Linked DNA regions of Homo sapiens: all the other regions are linked to region 1. Evidence: chromatin contacts called from ENCODE Hi-C or POLR2A ChIA-PET data. All regions are on one chromosome and are shown on one strand. The core of a region is the stretch at or near the end of the contact, and the rest is flanking DNA. Distances in the headings are between cores, read along the strand shown.

What was found. Hi-C counts contacts between places; a loop is a spot of excess contacts on that map. ChIA-PET counts read pairs that join two places held with the same protein, here RNA polymerase II (POLR2A). Pooled maps may share reads with other maps.
Region 2: a loop to region 1 is called in a map of CD8-positive, alpha-beta T cell, with 3 times the contacts of the local background. The contact joins the promoter of RTN4IP1 here to the promoter of PDSS2 in region 1. A Hi-C loop is called at or near these places in 2 of 168 maps with a recorded cell type or tissue (CD8-positive, alpha-beta T cell and naive thymus-derived CD4-positive, alpha-beta T cell) and 13 of 50 pooled maps. POLR2A ChIA-PET finds 5 or more read pairs at or near these places in 1 of 52 experiments (activated CD8-positive, alpha-beta memory T cell).
Region 3: a loop to region 1 is called in a map of CD8-positive, alpha-beta T cell, with 23 times the contacts of the local background. The contact joins the promoter of AFG1L here to the promoter of PDSS2 in region 1. A Hi-C loop is called at or near these places in 5 of 168 maps with a recorded cell type or tissue (CD4-positive, alpha-beta T cell, CD4-positive, alpha-beta memory T cell, CD8-positive, alpha-beta T cell and 1 more), 1 of 37 single-sample maps with no recorded cell type and 11 of 50 pooled maps. POLR2A ChIA-PET finds 5 or more read pairs at or near these places in 3 of 52 experiments (activated B cell, activated T-cell and activated naive CD4-positive, alpha-beta T cell).

Annotation. Positions count from the first base shown.
Region 1 is chr6:107,457,339-107,461,342 of GRCh38, reverse strand. PDSS2 (decaprenyl diphosphate synthase subunit 2) reads left to right here and starts at 1,779. Exons shown (of 8, transcript NM_020381.4): 1 at 1,779-2,353. The coding sequence starts at 2,058. RefSeq lists enhancers at 817-1,738, 1,459-1,908.
Region 2 is chr6:106,627,164-106,631,167 of GRCh38, reverse strand. RTN4IP1 (reticulon 4 interacting protein 1) reads left to right here and starts at 1,670. Exons shown (of 9, transcript NM_032730.5): 1 at 1,670-2,420. The coding sequence starts at 2,147. QRSL1 (glutaminyl-tRNA amidotransferase subunit QRSL1) reads right to left here and starts at 1,590. Exons shown (of 11, transcript NM_018292.5): 1 at 1,463-1,590. The coding sequence starts at 1,486. RefSeq lists enhancers at 1,359-1,418, 1,449-1,588.
Region 3 is chr6:108,292,840-108,296,843 of GRCh38, reverse strand. AFG1L (AFG1 like ATPase) reads right to left here and starts at 1,790. Exons shown (of 13, transcript NM_145315.5): 1 at 1,626-1,790. The coding sequence starts at 1,764. It also overlaps the pseudogene RNU6-1144P. RefSeq lists an enhancer at 1,449-1,938.

The DNA of each region.
Region 1 (4,004 bases), core at 530-3,029:
GGGCATAGACTGTGTTTGATACTTATAATCACAATTCATGTTAAATAAAATGTGCCCCTGAAAAGTTACACCTAAACTGAATTTTTGTAAATAAAAAATTTAAATCACAAGGAAAACTTGCCAAAGGGAGAGTATGAAGCTAAATCTTTTGTAGAGAAAATCATCTTGTTTTGCAAAGTGAACAACTACTCTTTAAGTCCCAATCTTTATTTGTAGCTCAAGAGGCTGGTACAGTATTATGCATGATGCTCATTTAAAAAATACTGACAGGCTGGGCATGGTAGCTGGTAGCTCACACCTGTAATCCCAGCACTTTGGGAAGCCGAAGTGGGCGGATCACTCGAGGTCAGGAGTTTGAGACCAGCCTGGTCAACATGGTGAAACCCAGTCTCTACTAAAAATACAAAAGTTAGCCGGGCGTGGTGGCAGGCGCCTGTAGTCCCAGCCACTTGGGAGGCTGAGGCACAAGAATTGCTTGAAACTGGGAGGCGGAGGTTGCAGTGAGCTGAAATCGCGCCGCTGTACTCCAGCTTGGGTGACAGAGCAAGACCCATCTCAAAAAATAAATAAAAAATAAAAATAAAATACCATGAATTTGGAAGGATTTTGAAAGTTTTAGAGAGTTTTATAAGCTATTTTTAAGAGTGTAAAAAATGGATAATATATCCTTTATTAAGAACGGTTAACACCTGTTTTAGGTGATAAGAAAGGAGGTAAGATCTTAGGCACATTTGAAAAAAAAATAGGTAGCATTACTTAAAAGATAATCATATTGACTGTTTCCTCTCAGCAATAAGGAGAAAAGAGTGGATGGGAGCCTATTATTTAGACGGTGTAATCTTTCGGTTAGAATACGGATTCTGAAACCAGATTGTCTGGGCTCACATCCCTGTCTAGTGTGGTCTTAGGGAACTTACGCGACTCGACTGCACCTTAGTTTCCTCATACAAAACACGGAGAATACTAATATTATCTACTTAATGAGGTTGTTCTGAGGATTAAATAAAGTAATACATGAACTAGTACGTGAAAAGCACTCCGGTCAGCGATAGTCTTCAATCCTGGAGTTGAGCTCCAGGCTAGGCATAAAGAGGAAGATAAGAGGCAGGGAGTAGGCAACGTTTCATTCTTCCTCTCCGCACCCGCGGGAAGGAGGCACCGCTGTTTCTCCCAAGGCTCAGCGAGGAGGCCGGTAATTCGAAGTTGGATCCGAGGACTTTCCTTGGGACCCCTTTCCGCCGCACCACGCTGCCTTATGTCTGGTTGGGCCCTGAGGACACGAGGGCTCAGCCCCACGCCCCGACTAGGCGTTCCACCACTGAGACGTGGCCCCAGCTCCAGGAGGCATGCAGCCCGAGAGGCCGCCTTCACGCCCGGCCACGGCCACTGCCACTGCCAGGGGCTGGTGGCGATAGCGACAAAAAGCTTCCGGGAGGAACTGGTGCCTCCGCCCGACGCCCTTCCTTGCGGGCAAGCCGGGGGCTGACCGTTGTTCGTGACACCAATACTTATGCATGCCACTCAGTGCTGGGCGCCGGGGACTCTAATGAATCCAGACTCGGCCCAGATACCGTGTGCAGAGGGACCACTCGCCGCCCACAACTGATCCCTGTCACTGACGACCTTTGCTGGCCCAGAGCGGCGGGGTGGGAGGAGCTGAACCTCCCAACCCGGGTTCACCTCCAAAGCACCGCCCCTGCGGGGGCGTTCTCGGGTACGCCGTAAAGTAGAGAGTATACTTAACAACCCGCCTCTGTCTTTACGGCAGGCCGCATTCCATGCCTCCAATATGGCGTCCTCCACATAGGCAGTGGCTGTGGTTTCTACCCCGGGTGGCCGGGGGCAGTGCTGAGCTGGGACTGTTGTTTGCCCAGCCTGGGCTGCAGAAAGCAGCAGTTAAAGTTCGTTTCTGGTCACTGCTCCAGGAAGCCACCTTACTCTGAGGGTCAAGAATTGCCGCTTCCTTTTAGTTACTGTAAGTTCCTCCTCTGCCCCTGGTTTGTTTCCCGCGGCACTTCTGGATACCCCCAGGTCCCAGACCCTTCCAGACTCAAACCATGAACTTTCGGCAGCTGCTGTTGCACTTGCCACGTTATCTTGGAGCCTCGGGTTCCCCGCGTCGCCTGTGGTGGTCCCCGTCCCTCGACACCATCTCCTCGGTGGGCTCTTGGCGTGGTCGGTCCTCCAAGTCCCCGGCCCACTGGAATCAGGTAGTGTCAGAGGCGGAGAAGATCGTGGGGTACCCCACGTCCTTCATGAGCCTTCGCTGCCTGCTGAGCGACGAGCTCAGCAACATCGCTATGCAGGTGCGGAAGCTGGTGGGCACTCAGCACCCTCTGCTTACCACAGCCAGGTGAGCTACCCCTCTCCCGCTGACACACTCGCACTCATTGGAATACTTTTTTTTCTGGCGGGCATACGCATTCTAGCTCTCTCAGACTGGCTCCTGATTTATCTCTTTTTAGTCCTTCCTTTTTACTCACTCCTCCTAGACATTCCGTGTTGTCTCTTCTCTAGTCCACTTAACGTTCTTGCTCAGCTGAGTGCATAAGTGGTTTTCTTTGAAACACTTGTATGCTTTCCTCGATTTTGCTTCTTAATTGTTGAGGATGAAGATGCCTCAGTGATTTGTGGAGAAATCGAGCGGAGATGTAGGTTTATTGAGTCACTTCCTAGAAATTTTTTTTTTTTTTAATGGGATAGATTAATTTTCTGTCCCGCACTGTTCAGGGGGTCACCTCCAGAAAGTAGGCAAGGAGAGAGAGAGAGGCTGAAGGTAGATAATTCTTTCCAACGAATGTCTTGGGGTTGAAGTAGGAATTTATCCCGTTAGTAGTCATTATCTTCTTGGGATGTTTATCACTTATGCTGTACTACTGCTGTGAAACCTGCCTTTAGGATTTATAAAAGTTTTTTTTTTTTTTTTTTTTGAGACGGAGTCTCGCTTTGTCGCCCAGGCGGGAGTAGCTGGGACTACAGGTGCCCGCCACCACGTCCGGCTAATTTTGTTTTTGTATTTTTAGTAGATACGGGGTTTCACCGTGTTAGCCAGGATCGTCTCAATCTCCTGACCTCGTGATCCACCCGCCTCGGCCTCCCAAAGTGCTGGGATTACAGGCGTGAGCCACCGTGCCCGGCCAAAAGTTTTTTTTTTTTCTTCCACTTAAACCCCACACCTGAATTGTAATTAGTTTAAACATACAGCGAAGTTACAAAAATAATATAGTTCAAAGAACACACTTGCATACTCTTTAATCAGATCCACCTGCTACGTAGATATGTCTATATATGTCAATATATACATTAAATACATATACACACAGATATATATACTATTCACGTGTATATATCTTTCTATATATTTTTTTCTGAATCATTTGATGGTAGATTGCATACATCACGATCCTTTTCCCCTAAATACTTCAGTATGTATTTCCTAAGCATAGCAGTAATCTCCTACGTAAGTACGCTACAGTTACCAACTTAGGTATATTTAATATTGATACAATACTTTTATTTAATCTACCATTTAATTTCAATTTTGTTAATTGGCCTAATAATGTTCTTTATAGCATTCTTTACCCTCCAGGACAGGATTCAGTCCAGGATCAAGTATTGCGTTTAGTTGTTATATCTCTTTCATCTTCTTCAATTAGGAACATTTTCATATCTCTTCTTGGCTTTTATGACTAGAGCACTGGTTCTCAACTGGGGCAATTTTCCCCCCCTGAGGACATTTGGCATGTATGGAGACATTTTTGGTTGTCACGAATGGAGGCACATTACTGGCATTTAGTGGATAGAGGCCAGGGATGCTACCCTTCAATTCCCAGGACAGACCCACAAGAAATAATTAGGTGCTGCAAAATGTCAGTAGTGCCAAGGTGGAGAAATCCAGGACTAAAAGGACCTTTTTCTATTGTTGTTTTTAAAAGTAAACTTCTATTTTGAAGTAGTTTTAGATTTACATGCAGTTGGAAGAAATAACACAAATCTAATATACA
Region 2 (4,004 bases), core at 421-2,920, 830 kb after region 1:
TGCAAGCTCCGCCTCCCGGGTTCACGCCATTCTCCTGCCTCAGCCTCCCGAGTAGCTGGGACTACAGGCGCCCGCCACTACGCCCGGCTAATTTTTTGTATATTTAGTAGAAATGGGGTTTCACCGTGTTAGCCAGGATGGTCTCGATCTCCTGACCTCGTGATCCACCCGCCTCGGCCTCCCAAAGTGCTGGGATTACAGGCGTGAGCCACCGCGCCGGGCATATTTATTTTTTAAAGAACAAATTTGATTCGACGCAATTTAAAATGATAACATAATAATGTATTTTGGGGGAAGAACTATTATTTAAAGCCTGTGGATTTCAATTTCTCATTATATATTACAGCTATCTATAATTATAATTCCACGCTGCCAGCTGGGAAACAAACAAAACGACAACTTCTAGGGTGGAATAAAAAGGAAGATGGAAGGCAGTTTAGGTCATCAGCGCCTACTTCTTACCAGAAATCACCTGGAGCCTCCATTAAACCATACTCCCGAACTTACCACACAGCTCTAATTAAGTCTAGAGTGGGGCATAGTTTTAGTTTCAACAGGTGCTTTATGTGACTCTGATAGCAATGGGCCTGCAGACAGTTCTAAGGTTGAGTGACGTGAACCAGGAAGCAAAAAGACCCGAATTAAAGCTATAACAGCAGAAATAACGTAAGAGGGCAGATTCCAGCCATATCTGCAAGATAGAATGAAGAGGGCTTAGTGATTTATTGGATATGAAAGATGAGGAAGAATCTAAAGGCAAATGAGATAATAGTTGTGCCATTAAAAAGAGTCTATTAAGAATTCAGAAATACCAGAGCTTTTTTAAGACGGGGGTTGAGAGGTAAGTCCTGTTACAATGATTACTTCAACACCGATTAAAGTGAATTTGAGGGTGCTTATGTGACATTTAGAAGAACTGCCCAGAAAGCATTCACAAATACAGTCTAGAATTCAAACACGACGTCCAGGACATGGAGACACGGGTTAGGAAATCACTGGTATCTTAGTGGTAGGTAAATCCTAGAGAACGAATTCTTTGAAAAAAGCCAAAAATTACTCATTTGAATTTTGCAAACTACAGTTTCGCCGGGCTTCTTAGCGACAACTGCAGCTAAGTGTCGGGGACAGAAGAGAGACTGAAGTGGCCCCGCAAGCCCCCTTTGGCAAAGCCCACTCCGAGACCATCCGGATCCCGACCTACACCAGAGCAAATGTCTAATGGTGAGAAGCCGCTTCACCACCCTACAGATCCGCGGTGCAGAGATTTCCCTGCTAAGGTCCTAACTCCTGAATGGGTACGGCGAGTACACCCGAAGAATCGAAAGGTACTTATCCCCCACTCAGTTCTAGAGGAAGCAGCGAGGTGGGCCAAGATGCGTGGTAAGGCCCAGGGACTCTTTGTCAACGAAGTCCGTTAAACTTTCCGCCCTCCCGGGGGCCTCAGCGGGCCAATTCCACTCACTTCTCGGAGGCTCCGGCCCAGCATGGTCCTCGTGCCCAGCCTGCCACCACAGGAGCCAGGCAAGGGGGAAAAAGAGGTCACCGGTCGCTAGTGATGTTACATGGGCGCAGCCATCTTTAATTGTCACTGAGCCCTTCAACACCGAGTACTTGGATTGGTTGAATTGCAGCCCGAGGAAATGATCTTTGTAGGCGATTGGTTGGCGCCGCAAAGCCATCCCGGCGGCTAAGGAGAGCGGGCAGGCAAGGAGATTCCGGGCCAGGGTCGCGGCGGCAGTCGGCAAGCGTTCGATTCTCTGGCGTTGGATCGCGAGCGGTGTCTGCTTGTCCCGCCGAGGGCTCCCAGGACAGGGCAGGGATCTAGGGGGTTTGCGCACCTGCTTTTTAATGCCCCGCCCCCCCTTTTTTTTTTAAAGTGGAGGGGGTGAAAGTGAGGGAGGAGAATGGACAGAATACTGACTGGAACGTTAATTCGAGCATTTCATATGCGAAGAGCGGAATAACAGTTCCGTATTCTTCTTTCAGTTTCTCCATTAGATTAGCTTCATTTTCGAATGCTCCGTTTTGCATGCTTAATTTTGAAACTAGCCCGTGGTTTGGCAGAATTTGACTGAATTCAGGGGTGAGAGTTTGATCCAGTCCAAGTGTATTTGAATTTGAGCACGCAGTTCAACCAGTGTTTACAATGGAATTTCTGAAGACTTGTGTACTTAGAAGAAATGCATGCACTGCGGTTTGCTTCTGGAGAAGCAAAGTTGTCCAAAAGCCTTCAGTTAGAAGGATTAGTACTACCTCTCCTAGGAGCACTGTCATGCCTGCTTGGGTGATAGATAAATATGGGAAGAATGAAGTGCTTCGATTCACTCAGAACATGATGATGCCTATCATACACTATCCAAATGAAGTCATTGTCAAAGTTCACGCTGCCAGTGTAAATCCTATAGACGTTAATATGAGAAGTAAGTTTTCAAAAGACATTGTTACCTTTTTTAAAAAAATCACTTTCATAAGGTATGCCGTTTTAAAAAATTGACTACGCTTCTTTGGTTTACATAAATGAATCATTTAGGTTTTTAACAATACCTCTGCAAATATTTCCAAAATTTTTGAAATTGCAATGGCCAGGGAATCCTTCTGGCCATTTGTATTGACAAAATATAAGCTTGATTGTTTTCATGCGTCCTTAAATATGTAAGTTCAGACTTGAGAACTGTGTCTGTAGCTAACTTTTTTTTTTTTGAGACTGAGTCTCACTCTGTCACCCAGGCTAGAGTGCGGTGGCCTGATCTCAGCTCACTGCAACCTCCGCATCCTGGGTTCAAGCAATTTCTCCTGCCTCAGCCTCCCGAGTAGCTGGGATTACAGGCGCATGCCACCACACCGGGCTAATTTTTTGTATTTTTAGTAGAGATGGGGTTTCACTATGTTGGTCAGGCTGGTCTCGAACTCCTGACCTCAGGCGATCCTCTGCCTCCGCCCCCTAAGTGCTGGGATTACAGACGAGCCATTGCGCCCTGCCTATGTTTGTAGCTAAATTTCTGTCCAGGGAACTTTGTGGTATTCTGAGATCCGTCACAGGCTTCGGAAGTATAGTTGTTTCCTAGTCAGTTTAGAATTTATGGGGTTTTTTGTTTGTTTTTGAGACAGAGTCTCACTCTATCGGCAGGCTGGAGTGCAAGGGCGCTTTCCTGGCTCACTGCAACCTCCGCCTTCCGGGTTCAAGCGATTCTCCTGCTTCAGCCTCCCAAGTAGCTGGGACTACAGACATGCGCCGCCACACCCAGCTAATTTTTGTATTTTTATAGAAACGGGAGTTTCACTGTGTTGGTGGGAGGCTGAGGCAGGAGAATCGCTTGAATCCGGAAGGCGGAGGTTGCAGTGAGCCAAGAACGCGCCCTTGCACTCCAGCCTGCCGATAGAGTGAGACTCCATCTCAAAAAAAAAAAAAAAAAAAAAAAAAAAAGCATTGAAATGACTTTACTGTGATTGTCTCATGAAGTCTACGTTTGTATTCTTTGTTTTGAAGTAGTAATTGCTACTACCAGTTGGGCATGCCGTTTTCCTTTATTCTTTTTATATTAGGCTTGAAGAGAATTCAGTTTTTTATAAGATATGTCTTTTAGTGGTAAGTTTTACTCAATGATCAGCATGTTTTTTCATCTCCTTTGATTGTAAGTTCTTTCAAGATTGATCCCATGCTTTGTCAACCTGTTTCAGTGCTTCACATACGCAGTTGTCATTCAGTCACTATTTCTATGCCTTTTTATATTTTTGTTCTGACTTAAGATAACAAACTTAAATTAGCAGTATTTTATCTATGAGTAATTTTTACATTTTGTCTTCGTTTAGGTCTGTTAGCTTTTTATTTCTTTAAATGCACATGCGTAATTCATGCCGTGTACATTTTCATTTAAACAGAATGGCTGTATCTAGACTTTTCTTGGCTGCTGTTTAATAATATAACACTGTAAAACATTTTACTTTTATATAGTATTCTTGAAACATCTTAGTTTTTTATGACTTGAATGGGTAATATTATTCGC
Region 3 (4,004 bases), core at 541-3,040, 840 kb before region 1:
CTTAGTATATTGTATGACACAGAATAAGCATTCAGTGAATTTTATATGTTATAATGATGCTCCTTAAATCTTTAATGTTCATAAATCATGGTATATACATAGAATGGAATACTATTTTTAAAACTTAAAACACGAGGCAGTTCTATTCATATGAAATTGATATGGTATTGATATGGAATGATCTCCAAGCTACTAAATTTAAAAAGAAATTAACAATTAACAGAATTAACTGCTGTATACACAAAACAATGTGTACAGCATGTTACTACTTCTATTTTTTTAATACCATTATCTATATATGTATATGCTTATACATACACAGAATATATCTGGAAGAATACATAAGAAACTAGTATCACAGATTGCCTCTGAGGAGAAAAACTAAGCAGCTAAGGGATAGGGATAGAAAAAAGCCTTACATTTTGCCATATTCTTTCTTGCACCTGTTGAAATTTATAGCATTTGCTTTTATTGACTACCAAAAATGAAAAATAAAATTTATATTATAATCCACAGCTTACACTACCAGAATATTCCATTATATCTTTATTTATTTATTTACTTTTAACGACTACTCCAGCAGATCAGGGCTACCCCCAGGCAGTGTGTGGAGCCTATTCCATTATACTAAATGCATTATGCTAATCTTTGCAGAAAGACGTAAGGTGACCTAATCAAAGTTCTAGTATTAATTTCAACTGCATTGATGATAAGGGTCAAAGATTGTCATATTTTTAGCTAAATTAATAAATAATCTATTAAGGTATATACCTTATTAAGGTCTATCAATCTATTAAGGTATATTACAGGGGTTGCTTGGATTTGAGAAAAAGGAAAACGAGTATGTGGATGAGGGAGACAAGGAGAATAATTTCATTCATTCATTCACTCAAAAATCATATTTGCACGTCAAGTACCAATCATTGCGCTAAGTGCTTAGGAAACAATGACACAATGTCCTTGCCTTTGAAAATCGTGCAGTTTAGTGCGAATACATGAATAGAGCAGTAAAACTGGCACTCTTGGTTACTCAGAATATACATTCATTCATTCATTCATGAACATATAACTGAATGAAGGAAGCCAGGGAGAAAGAAAGCCCGGTGACAAAATAATTCCACTGAAGCCCCTAGTGACTTGAAAAGAACACCAAGAATCGATCCCTCAATCTGAGAATGTGTGTGGACCTTCCTTCCTAGAATCACGAGAGACATCAGGGCCTGCAGAGGTCCCAGGCGCGGCTCTTCCTCCAGTGCCCGTCAGTCACCAGCCCCGAGAGCTTGGAAAACGCAGAGGGTAGGGGTCCCCAGGCCCCAACCCCACACCTGCATCTCTTCAAGCCAGGCACTCCCACTAGGTTCAGCTCTCTAAACGTCCCGGAAGGAACAAACTCTGAGTCAACCTCTGACCCTCAAAATGAAAGTCACTCAGGGTCATTTCCCTCAGTGCTCAGGGCTCATTCACAGACAGTATAAAAGGTCAAGAGAAATGGAAACTCCTCTCGAGGAGCCCTCAGCTTCGTGAAAGCAGGAGACACCTGGGGTAGATCGGACAGGGAGGGTAATCCCAGAGGCTTCTCCAGTCATATGCAGTCGGCTCGGACTACTCATGGCACAGTCACTGACCTTTCCAAAAGGGCTTCCCAGGGGCGGTGGCCAGAGGAGCGAGAGCGGCGGCCCAGGCCCCGCACCCAACACATCTCCCTCTCAGCGGGCTCTGTGCTAAGGGGCGCAGGGTAACCAAGAGCGACCAGGAGGCCGCCATCTTGAACTCCGTACGAGGAGAGGAAGAGGAAAACTTTATTGGAACCCAGAAGAGAGACGGTGGCAAAGTCAAACCCCGCCGTGCACGCTGAAGGCTCCACCCGAGAGAACCAAGGGATCAGTTAGGGAACGTGACCTCCAGTAGCCACATGGGCGGGCTGCACTCCCGTGCCCTCCCGTCCTTCCGGACGCTGCCAGCCGGGACTACGACTCCCAGCATGCAGTGGGGTGGGGCGGGGTGGAACGGAACAGGCAGCTCCAGTCTGGGCAGTGGGAGGGAGGGCGATTCTCCGCCCGGCGCTGGCGGCCGGCCGAGGAACCCGAAGTTTTCAAGGAATTGGGAAGTGATTATGACGGGTAGGCAGGTAACCACTCTTGAGCCTTTTAAGTTAGCTCACATGACCGAGATTCCGAAACCTGAATAAAATGGAGGTGACCCAATGGGCCCTCGGGTTTTAACGGAAGAGTGGTGTCACTTCGTCACACCTCCCTAAATGGTAGGCCCATTTTTTATTTTATCTCCAGCGTCCAACTCATCTTTGACGAGTACCTGAAATGTGCGCCTACCGCTTTCCCTTTTCGTATTTGAATAATATAAATGGTACGCACTCAAATGTTTTGAAAGATTGTATAAGTGGCATGGGAAAGCCAAGGGCCTAAGAAGGACTGTCGGTGGACGGAGAAGTCATGGGACAGTGTATCCGAAGGGTAACTTCTCATTGATCTGCCCTAATTTGATTAAACAATAAATGCTTTGACATACTATAATAAGCGAATTAGGAGTACAAATTGCTGTCCAGAAGAGGCTGGCAATCCAGTAAGCGAGATGAATTCCAGAAAAGATAATACAGGCCGGGCTAGGTGGCTCATGCCTGGGAGGCCCAGGCAGGAGAATCGCTTGAGCCCGGGAGTTTGAGACCAGTCTGGGCAACATAGCGAGATCCTGTCTCTGCAAAAAATACAAAACTGGGCATGGTGGCCTGTGCCCTGTAGTCCTAGTTACTAGGGAGGCCGAGGTGGGGGTTGCGTCCAGGAGGTGGAGGCTGTAGTGAGCTGGGATTGTGCCACTGCACTCCTGCCTGGGAGACAGAGTGAGTCCCTGTCTCAAAAAAACAAAAAAAAAACAAAAAAAAAAAAAAAAAGAGAAGGCCCGGCGCGGTGGCTCACGCCTGTAATCCTAGCACTTTAGGAGGCTGAGGCAGGCGTATCACCTGAGGTCAGGAGTTCAAGACCAGCCTAGCCAACATGGTGAAACCCTGTCTCTACTAAAATACAAAAATTAGCCGGCATGATGGCAGGTGCCTATAATCCCAGCTACTTGGGAGGCGGAGGCAGGGAGAATCGCTTGAATCCGGGAGAGGGTGGCTGCAGTGAGTCGAGATCGTGCCACTGCACTCCAGCCTGGGCAGCTGAGCGAGACTCTGTCTCAAAAAAAGAAAAGAGAAGAGGAGGGGAGGGGAAGGGGGAGTGAAGGGGAGGGGAAGGGGGAGTGAAGGGGAGGGGAAGGGGGAAGGGGGAGGGAACAAAATACAAAGACTTTTAGAATAAATTTTTTTAAAAATAAAGATAATTCAGTGTTGTGGAATCAATGAGAGAGCAGTTTGGCTGGTAAATCAAAAAGGCCTTCTAAAAACTCAACTTTTGTTTTTTTGTTTTTTGTTTTTTTTTTTTTAAGAGAAGTGGCCTCACTATGTTGCCCAGGCCCAAGTGCTGTGGCTATTCACAGACTCCATCATTGTGCATAGTAGCCTTGAACACCTGAACTTACATGATCCTCCTGCTTCAGCCTCCCCAGTAGCTGGGACTACAGGTGCCAACCACCATCCCAAGCTTTAAAGCTTTTTTTTTTTTAATTTTTAAAAACATGGACTACTTCACGAATTTGTGTGTCATCCTTGCGCAGAGATCATGCTAAAAGATAATTCAGTGTTGTGGAATCAATGAGAGAGCAGTTTGGCTGGTAAATCAAAAAGGCCTTCTAAAAACTCAACTTTTGTTTTTTTGTTTTTTGTTTTTTTTTTTTTTAAGAGAAGTGGCCTCACTATGTTGCCCAGGCCCAAGTGCTGTGGCTATTCACAGACTCCATCATTGTGCATAGTAGCCTTGAACACCTGAACTTACATGATCCTCCTGCTTCAGCCTCCCCAGTAGCTGGGACTACAGGTGCCAACCACCATCCCAAGCTTTAAAGCTTTTTTTTTTTTAATTTTTAAAAACATGGACTACTTCACGAATTTGTGT